Regions from separate parts of the Homo sapiens genome. Here regions 1 and 2 are each linked to region 3. The links are chromatin contacts, found by Hi-C or POLR2A ChIA-PET in ENCODE. All regions are on one chromosome and are shown on one strand. Each heading gives the region's core, a stretch centred on a gene start or an enhancer-like site at or near the end of the contact. The rest is flanking DNA. Distances are from core to core; before and after follow the strand shown.

Region 1 (3,109 bases), core at 184-2,683, 190 kb before region 3:
TCATTCACAATACCTACTGTTTCATATAATACAGTTTGGGAATTTCTGTCAACCTCATAATTTCTTTTTCTAATAACAGGAAAGACTACTTCCAGTTCTAAAAATCCAACACTATATTTCATCCCCTGGTCAGAATCCCACCACCAGCTCCTAGCTGATTTGCTGACCAGGTGTAAGTGGCACAACTGGATTCCAACCTCTCCTGCCTGAGTTTACCACTGTCTCATCTCTTCAGGTGCTAGAGATGCGTCTTTTATAGAGAGTAGATTTTTGAAATTGGATTCATCACAGTTATATTTTATGATTACTTCACACATATGATAACACCAAAAAGAATGTGCTCTCACATCACCCCAAGTTAATTCATAGCCCAGGGGTATATAATGTTATCTCCCCTACCAGATAGTCAGCATGTACCCTTCTGCTCCCTCTTAACAAACTAAGTCTTTAAATCTGTTTCTTAGTGAGTAGCCATAACACATCATAAAGGATCCCGGATATTTAATGAGATAAAAATAGATATGACTATACTTTTCTTTCAAGCCATAGCTAGTCTTCTTGTTCATAAAATAAAGCCTCATTTAGTGGCTGGTGCCTGTAATCTTAGCACTTTGGGATGCCGAGGTGGGCGGATTGCTTGAGCTCAGGAGTCCAAGACCAGCCTGAGCAACATAGCAAGACCTCATCACTATTTAAAATAACAACAACAACAACAACAAAACCTTTATTTAAAAGGAAAATAGTTTCTCTTTACAACTATATATCTATCTGATAACTTTTGATTTCTGAAAACAAGAAAATATAGTGATATACTGCCCTTTTGATTGCTATTTGAACATTATTTCAGTTTTCTTCAAAAGTAAGAATAGCTGGGTGCGGTGGCTCATGTCTGTAATCCCAGCACTTTAGGAGGCCGAGGCGGGTGGATCACGAGGTCAGGAGTTCGAGGCCAGCTTAACCAACATGGTGAAACCCCCGTCTCTACTAAAAATACAAAAATTACCCAGGTATGGTAGCACCTGCCTGTAATCCCAGCTACTCAGGAGGCTGAGGTAGGAGAATCGATTGAACCCAGGAGCAGAAGTTGCAGTGAGTCGAGGTCGTGCCACTGCACTCCAGCCCGGGTGACAGAGCGAGACTTTGTCTCAAAAAAAAAAAAAAAAAAAGTAAGAATAAATTCAATTTGGAGAAGCATTTATTTTGATTAAGTCAAAAAATTCTGTACATATCTTATTCTGTGTGTGTGTTAAGTGTGGGTTCTTAGCATTTGGAAGAAAACAAAGATTGCTGAGGGTAGGAGGAGGTGTCTCCTGTTTTCACAGAGATTTCAATGCTTGAGTCATCCTTGTCATTTTCAAACTCAACTGCTTAAAACTGAGTCACAGGGGTGGGGTGAAGTGGGGATTAAACTGAGTTTTGAAATAAATCTAACAACTGCAATAGGTAGTCACCCACAACAGTCACCCAAGGAGGCCACCTCACACATTGCTCCCTCATATACATTTTCTGGTTCTTTTCCATCACTCCCTGGAAAGAATGTGTTAGGCTGTGTTCACTTCCCAAACATGCCCTCTCCTCTTGGAAATGACGTGGTTACTAGCAAAACAACTCTAAATATTTGGACTTTTATAGCTTACCACCAATATATCCTGAGGTTTTCCATATGGAACAATAGTTAACTTATTAAAACCGTTGGAATAAAAATCAACCATTTTTTATTCTTATATCTCTGCATTATTGTGAGGAATAAATGAGTTGGTATTTGTAGGATAATTTGAGTAGGGCTTAACACAGAGTGTGTGTACTTAGTAAATGTAAATAATAAATGTCAGCTATTACTACTACTATCACTACTTCTACTATTACCATTGCTATCAGTGCCTCATTCAATCTCAGAGTGTTTCCTTGAAAATTAGACCTGTGAAGTGTGTTTTAGAACCCTGCTTCTCAAAGTGTAGTTCACACGGTCTGCAGACCAGCAGTGGCAGTATTACCAGGTAGCTTGTCAGAAACACAGAATCTTTAGTTCCTTCCCAGATCTACAGAACCAGAACTTGTGTTTTAACAAGATCCATAGATTGTTCATATATACATTAATATTTGAAAAGCACTCAGACAGCAGAATATTCTGGCTAATGGGATATACAGATTATCAATTCTCAAAGACTTCAAACAAGAATACAGCAAAAGAAACTTACTCTTCTAAATTCTGAGGGACAAACCTGAGACACCAGAGGTCTGCTTAAATGCCCTGTATTCTCAGGACACTCGTTGCTAAGAAGGGAGAACTGAAAGAATGAAGGCATGGTTATCACTAGTGCTTATTGACTATCGGACAGTTCATCTTGTATATTTCTTTGGCACCTCAAATATAATATGTCCAAAATCAAACTCCTGGACTCTGTATTAGGTTGGATTTTCCAGACACACATGCTGAAATAAAGATTCCTGTGACAGTGATTTATTAGAAATGTTTCCAGAAAAATCTAGTAAGGAAGAGGAGAAGTGGAACTGGAAGAGAAAGAAGCTAAGTAAGGAAGAAATGTCCAGTGAAAGCCTGTGGGGAAGGAGAAGTAATTGTGATTCAGTCACTCAGGGGACTCTGGAGATAGTGTAAGTCCTAGCAACACAAAGTGTGGTCTGTACACCGGCAGGTCGACATCACTAGAAAACATGCTAGATGTGCAAAATCTCAGACCCCACACTAGTTCTACCAAATTGAAATACGCATTTTAATACAATCCTCCAAGTGATTCATAGGAGTGTTAAAATTTGAAAAATACTGGTATATTTCATTATATCAAAGCAGTTCTAACTAGGAGCAAAGATGGTGAAGTATTTATATTCCATCGCTGTGTCAGTCTTTGGTTAAGGGCTGGTCCCAGAGTCCTTAATTTCCTTAGTAAATTCCCTTCCACTTTCTGCCCTCTGTGCATGCAGGCAAAGGAGTTTAAGCAGGCTGAGGTCAGCCCCTGGCAAGGAGACCCAGGATCTGGCTGCGCTCAAGTGTTGGTTAAGAGTGAAAACACACCAGGAACTTGTATGCAGGGAACTGATCTAGAAATCCTAGGAGATTAGAGGCAGAAAACAAACAAGGCTTGCTAGTCTC
Region 2 (3,434 bases), core at 167-2,666, 210 kb before region 3:
AGTTTTACAGTTTCAGGTCTTACATTTAAGTCTTTAATCCATTTTGAGTTGATTTCTATATGTGGTGTGAGATAAGGGTCCATTTTCATTTTTCTGTTGTGGACATTCAGTTTTCCCAATACCATTAATCAAAACTGCTACCCTTTCCTCATTTTGTGTTCTTGGCATGCTTGTTGAAGATCAGTTCAACGTGGGGTATGTAGATTTATTTTGGGGCTCTCTATTCTGTCTTTATGTCTATACATCTACTACTTAAAAAGGAAGCCAGGAAAGCAATCCTATTTATAATGGCTAAAAAAGGAACAAAATACTTTACCATTTATTATAAGTAAGTTCCTGAGGTATTTCTGATGAATCCGGCTCATCTTTTCTCTCCTGTCATAACTGCTGTCTTCATTCATGTTCCTGCACCTGATCCAATCATATGAGGTTTGTGTGTGTTTGAGTCAGGGTAGAAGAAGAGTCACGTGGTTTTCAAAAGTGCTGTGAATGAGCTGCTTCACTTAAAATGATAAATCTATAACATTAGATATAGAAGGCCTAGAACAAGCATGGGAGGAGAGGACCAGCCCAAGATAGAAAAGGGGACACAAAAGTGAGATTGAAGACAAATTTTCCTACTGCACATTCTTTCTTTTTCTTTTCTTTTCTCTTTTTTCTTTTCTTTTTTCCTCTTCTTTTCTCTTCTCTTCTCTTCTCCTTTCTTTCTTTCTTTCCTTCCTTCCTTCCTTCCTTCCTTCCTTCTTGTTTCACCCTTGTCACCCAGGCTAGAGTGCAATGGCATGGTCTTGGCTCACTGAAACCTCCACCTCTGGATTTCAAGTGATTCTCCCATCTCAGCCTCCCAAGTAGCTGAGACTACAGGCAAGCACCTTTGTGCCTGGCTATTTTTTTGTATTTTTAGTAGAGACGGGGTTTCACCATGTTGGCCAGGCTGGTCTGAAACACTTGGCATCAGGTGATCCGCCCACCTCAGCCTACCAAAGTGCTGGGATTACAGGCGTGAGCCACTGCGCCTAGCCCTACTTCAAATTCTTTAATAGCTTTGTATTGGAACCTTATCTCCATTCTATCTTCCTGGGGCCCAACTTGCTTAATGGAAAACCAAATCAGGAACAAATAGGACTGGGAGGAGTGGAAGTCACATCTTTTGTGAGCAGGAACAGATTTGAATGTGTGCATCCTAGCAAACATGGTGTCATTGTGATCTGTTGCTCTGTGCCATCCACATCTCTTCACTGTAATTAGCAGAAGAATCTAGAGTTTAACAGAAGCAGATCTCACTTTAGTGAGCCATGAAAACAATTTCAACTCTGCTTACCTTGGCTTCTTTGAATTTCAAGCAGAGGAGGTACCGCAGTCCATTTTAAGTGAGACCAGAATCTTCTTTCCTCTTGCTCATTCCTTTGTAAGCTCCTATAAAATAAAACCACCAGATTCCCAGAAGATAAAAATCCATTCTCTCCCTCCCCCTCACATAAGTGCATCCTCACGTATTCACAGGCTTCTGCAGATTTTAATAAGGTCCCCTGTGTGGATCTCTTCAAATACGGGCAAAATACTCAGAGTGAGAAAATGTCACATCTAATCAAGGGTGCTATAAATGCAGCACCCGTGGCAGGCGGACAGCTCACAAGTGGCTTGAACCAAATCACAGTCTTTCTCTGTTGGAAACCAAAATTGAAGAAACTCATTTTGGGTCTTCATTTTGGTTATTTCAATTAAATACTCAGGGTTTTTTTTAAAAGGAAAAGTATATTGGAATTGGGCAAACGGCATATCCTGCTAATGGTGACAGAACCTCAGAACTTTATTTCCTGGAGGAAAAAAAGTGTTTTAGAGACCAGTGAGTGCTCCCTTTAAACATAAACACCTAAACATAAAGGCACAACCACCCCTAGCTCCCCAATTCTTTCTGACGCTACATTTCTGCTTATATTACTGTAACTCAGTTGTCTTCACCCTGGAGTTCTTCAGTCCTATGGCTTTAAGTCAACATTCCATGTTTTGCAGATGTCCAGAGCTTCTCCCAGTATCTCTGAAAGGACTGGTTCAGGACAGTGGTTCTTAACCCAGGTGATTTTGCCCATAGAGGATATTTGTAAAAGTGTAAAACCTGTTTGATTGTTACAACTGGGGAGAAGAGTGGTGCTAGAGGTAGAGACCTGGGTTGCTGCTAAACATCCTATGATGTTCAGGATGGCACCTCACAACCAAGAATTATTGGGCCCCAGATGTTAATAGTGCCAAGGCTCAGAAACCTTGTCCTAGGGATTTGTATTTCTGTTTAGGCAATCTCCATCACAGCCATTGCAGGCTGCTTCTCTCTTATCATGAGGTTCTGTCTGCAGGCCTTGGCTTGGACCTGAGCCTCTGCTAGTTTCACTGACTGCAGCTCTGAGATTTTGTCCTGTCTCTGTGAGATGCTGCTGCCACTATGTTGATATCAGTAGAGTGTTGAGTTAGGAAACATTACAGTCCTCTTTATTAGACTTGCCCTTCATTCCCCTCTCACATAAAGGTCTCATAGCCTTTGACTGAAGTTTTGGGGTCAAAGAGGGAGAGAACTGCAGAGTTCAGTCAAGAGAACAAATTAATATATATTCATTCAATTGTCCTTTAATTTAATTTTTCTCCAAAGACATTTCCCTGCTAGGACTTTCACATGGTCTGTCTTTTCTCCTGAGAACCTGCCATGTAACTTACCTCTCCTTGCCCTCAATCTGCAGCTGTCAGTCCTGATCTTCCCAACCCTTGCATTCCCAAATCTTCCTCCTTTATTATGCTTTGATCTCTGTCTGCATAGTCCCCACCCAAACAGCTTTTGATCTATTTCTGCATTTGAAAAACCTCAGAATGGCGTTTGCTAAATCCAAAAGCCTCCAACTTCAGTATTACACACACACACACAAAACTCACAGAAACTTATAAATTACAGTATTTTCTTAAACATACTGTGGATCAAAATTTCAGTCAGGGATCCCTCTGAAACAAGTCTTTGAAGTCTGAGAGGAGAATAAAATTTTATTTTCTCCCTAATGGAGCAAGGAGAGGATATGTGGATTTTCTTTTGTTTTATATTACTAGAAGAGGAAGAGTTAGCTCCAATGACTTGTTTCCATGGCTCTATGGTTGGCCCAGACAACCTGTTAATACCTAGGTGTATCAGTATTCTATTTCTATGTAACAGATTTCCATGTGGTTAGCAGTTTAAAATAACATCCACTTATTATTTCACCGTTCTGTTGATCAAAAGTCCTGCATGACATGATTGGATTCTCTGCTCAAGGCATCACAAAGCTGAAATCAAGGTGTCAACTGGACTGAGTTCTCTTCTAGAGTCTCTGGGGAAGAATCCACTTCCAGATTCATTCAGGTTGTAGGTAGAATTTATTTCTTTGCAACTGTAGGACTGAGGTAGATATTGTCTTGAC
Region 3 (3,213 bases), core at 208-2,707:
TCCAGAAAAATAATAGAACTTACTCAACTCACTAAGATAACAGATCAAACTTTCCTCCTTTACCATAATACCCTTTTGCATATAGAAAGATTTAGTTTAATTCTTGAATATGGGTGTCTGACCTGTGTTTTCATACTCCATCTCCTCAAAAAGATTGCTTTAGCTTTCTAAATCAAATCCTTCACCTTCAGAACAATAAAAGAGGCATACCAGAGTCATTTTGGTGTATTTCTAAGCATATTTACAAAATATACAAGGAAAAGGACCTGATTCCCTGGCTGGGTGAGTGAAACGTTAATTCTTCACCTTGGCACCTCAACCTACAGCTGTAATAAGGGCCGTTATGCCCAAATAGGCCCTTAAACGGAAGACCTGCTGAGCAGAGACCCACTTTCCCAGCCCTGCTCAACTGCCTCAGCTTTTCTGCCAACTGACCAGGCGGAAGCAGCAGCAGGGGAGGAGGGACTGCAGGTAGGTGGGGAGGGGATCATTTTGAAAGCCCTGAATCCCTTGCAGGGAAGAAGCAGCTGCTCCTTGTTTTTCTAAACATCTGTCCCATCTGTCCCAGGCCTCAGCTCACCCTTTCGTGGCTCGAGCCAGTTAAACGTGAATTTGACAAGGAAGCACTTCTGAAGGCTGGTTTGTGAGTGGAAATGAACCTAAGTGCCACCTAGAAAGTTTCTTCTATTGAGAAGAGGTGAGTAGTGGGTCTTCAGCGGGACGGCTATTACCTTCCTTCATTTTACTCTCACAAAACATACAGCTTTTACTGATAGAGGCAGGATTTGTAACATCACCCAAATCATACTGTACGTCCTGAGGATATTATTTCACAACATAGAGGTACTTCTAGAGCCCATATTTTAACGTCTAGGAGAGCCACAGTCTTTGATTTGAAGGAGAAATAACGATATTGCACACACCATATCACCTTTATGGTAGAACAAGCTGTGAACAACTAGTGCGTGTGGCGTTTATCACATTTAACAGCGTGTTGCTTTTATTTGTCTCCTCTGCCACACTGCTCCTTGAGAACAGGGACGTTATTTTTATTGTTATTTTCCCCTCGTATTCAGAACCGTGGCTGGAACTTGGCAGGCATGAAATAGACATTTATGAATGAATGAACGTTAACGAAGAAAAAAAAAGGAACTGGATGATTCATTTGGTTCTCCGAAGGCGGGTATGGGGGACGGGGCTCGGACTTTGGCCCAGTCACCGAGTGAGGCACAGTCCCAAAGTCCTGCAGGTCCGCCTCCAGTCACGGCCGACCCGGGTCTGCAACTGGTGCACAAGCCTCCTGAAGCGAGGCTGCGCGCGTCCTGCACGGTCCCGCCCCAAAGGCACGCAGACACGCCCCCTTTCCTGGTCATTCCCCCTGCGAAGTCAGTTCCACTCTAGTTACAGGATTGGGGCGGGGCCAGAAAGGCGCAGGCGCAACGGGCGGCGGAAGTAGGAGCCTGGGAAGGAAGAGGGAACGGGTCCTGGCGGTGCTTTGCAAAGGGCCCGTGTTTCTGTTGCGGGAAGCTCCCGGGGGTCGCACGTGCGTCCGAGCCCAAGCCCCTCCCCTCCACTCCCCTTCCTGCGTGCCCCGGAGCCGCCAAGCGGCTACGTTCTTCTCGGCCCGCCGAGATGGCGCTCGACCCCGCAGGTACCGGGGCGGGAAGCGGGGTTTGCCGAGGGGCCTCGCCCCGGGTCTCACGCCGCGGGCCATGCGGGCTGGATGCCGACCTGGGAAAGGTGCAGAGCTCTGGGTAGCATTGCTTCCACCAGCGTCTCCTCATACCCGGCGGCTGCTTCGCCCGGTCTGAGGTCATCTTCTCACTTGTTGGGGATTATGGTTATCTGAGGTTGCGTTTGTTGTCTAAAGTATCATCCATTGTGGTTTCCAACTTAACGCGACTAGTCTCTTCATTGTCACCCTCTTTTCGCCCCTTAAGGTCACAGATGCATTTAATGTATGCTGCAGACACTCTGGCCCCAGAAAAATTTGTATATTTGTTCTGGCGCACAGTTTTACATTTCTGTTTGGGAGTTCATGGACCCCGAGTTCATCCTTGTAACCCAACTTAAAAACATATTTCAAAGGATCCATCACTATGGCAGGAGTCAGTTTCTTTGGAAAGGATCTTCAAAATCTTGAATGTTGTTTTAATCTCTTTGCTTCCAGCCACTTCCGTTTGCAGCAATAGTTAACTTACCCTCGAATTCCCGTCCTTGTGGAAGGTCACCTGCAGTATCTTTGCGTTAGGCTATTTTTGCAAGGGAATAGATAACATTTTTGGAGGGAATGGTAGTTGGTCTAGTCCATTTCTTTCATTTTATGGATACAAAAAGTCAAAACATTGAGAGGTAAATGGCGTCAAACTTGGGAGATTCAGAAATGGAAAATGCTCTTTCGGAGCCTTCAAGGAGCATGGAAAATATATGTAGCACAGAAATAATGTTTTAATTGAACATGTTATTACCATGCTAAGTGTTCTCTATTATCCAACAATAATATGTGGTATGGTAGGTCCTTTTAGCTCCATTTTACAGATTAGGAAACTGAGGCGAAGAGAAGTTAAGTGACTAGTCCAGCAGGTAGTGGTAGATCAGGGAGTACTCTAATTTGAAGCATAGAGGAGTTCTGGAACATAATGATCATATTCATTTTGGACTAGGTGGTTATGAAGCAGTTAGCAGTTGATCTGGGCTTTGAGGGATGGAATTTCCAGTGGTTGGAGCTGGAGAAGAGGCAGCCCTATGAGCAAAGGTTTAGATAGTAAGGTGCACTGTGCGATGCTTGGTTTCAGGATGACTACCATGATTTGGTTCTTGAGGGTAGAAGGGGTAGAGTATAAGTGAGGGGTGAGTAAGGAAGGTTCAAGTTTAGGCCCATATAATTTATGGTATCTTTTTTTTTTATTTTACTGAAACGGAGTCTCACTGTCGCCCAGGCTGGAGTGCAGTGGCGCTATCTCGGCTCACTGTAGCCTCCGCCTACTGGGTTCAAGCAATTCTCCCACCGCAGCCTCCTGAGTAGCTGGGATTACGGGCGCCCGCCACCACGGCCGGCTAATTTTTGTATTTTTAGTAGAGATGAGGTTTCGCCGTGTTCGCCATGCTGGTCTGGAACTCCTGACCTCAAGTGATCTGCCTGACTTGGCCTCCCAAAGTGCTGGGATTACAGGTGTGAGCCACCGCACCCAGCCTAATTATGGTACTTCTGAA

What was found. Hi-C counts contacts between places; a loop is a spot of excess contacts on that map. ChIA-PET counts read pairs that join two places held with the same protein, here RNA polymerase II (POLR2A). Pooled maps may share reads with other maps.
Region 1: a loop to region 3 is called in a map of PC-3, with 10 times the contacts of the local background. The contact joins the enhancer-like site here to the promoter of CMC1 in region 3. A Hi-C loop is called at or near these places in 2 of 168 maps with a recorded cell type or tissue (MCF 10A and PC-3), 1 of 37 single-sample maps with no recorded cell type and 11 of 50 pooled maps. POLR2A ChIA-PET finds 5 or more read pairs at or near these places in 2 of 52 experiments (GM12878 and WTC11).
Region 2: a map with no recorded cell type shows a loop between it and region 3 (2.3-fold over the local background). The contact joins the promoter of LINC01967 here to the promoter of CMC1 in region 3. A Hi-C loop is called at or near these places in 2 of 168 maps with a recorded cell type or tissue (GM12878 and PC-3), 8 of 37 single-sample maps with no recorded cell type and 5 of 50 pooled maps. POLR2A ChIA-PET finds 5 or more read pairs at or near these places in 2 of 52 experiments (GM12878 and Panc1).

Annotation. Positions count from the first base shown.
Region 1 is chr3:28,052,523-28,055,631 of GRCh38, forward strand. No RefSeq gene overlaps it. Among named protein-coding and RNA genes, the nearest start is that of LINC01967, 25 kb to the left of the region's middle. Within about 2 kb of position 1,434, at least 2 of the 41 ENCODE cell types and tissues checked have a DNase peak (open chromatin) inside an H3K27ac peak, as active enhancers do; they include PC-3, where a contact is called at or near this core.
Region 2 is chr3:28,027,188-28,030,621 of GRCh38, forward strand. LINC01967 (long intergenic non-protein coding RNA 1967) reads right to left here and starts at 1,417. Exons shown (of 3, transcript XR_001740553.2): 1 at 1,322-1,417.
Region 3 is chr3:28,240,162-28,243,374 of GRCh38, forward strand. CMC1 (C-X9-C motif containing 1) reads left to right here and starts at 1,458. Exons shown (of 4, transcript NM_182523.2): 1 at 1,458-1,651. The coding sequence starts at 1,633. RefSeq lists a silencer at 1,671-1,750.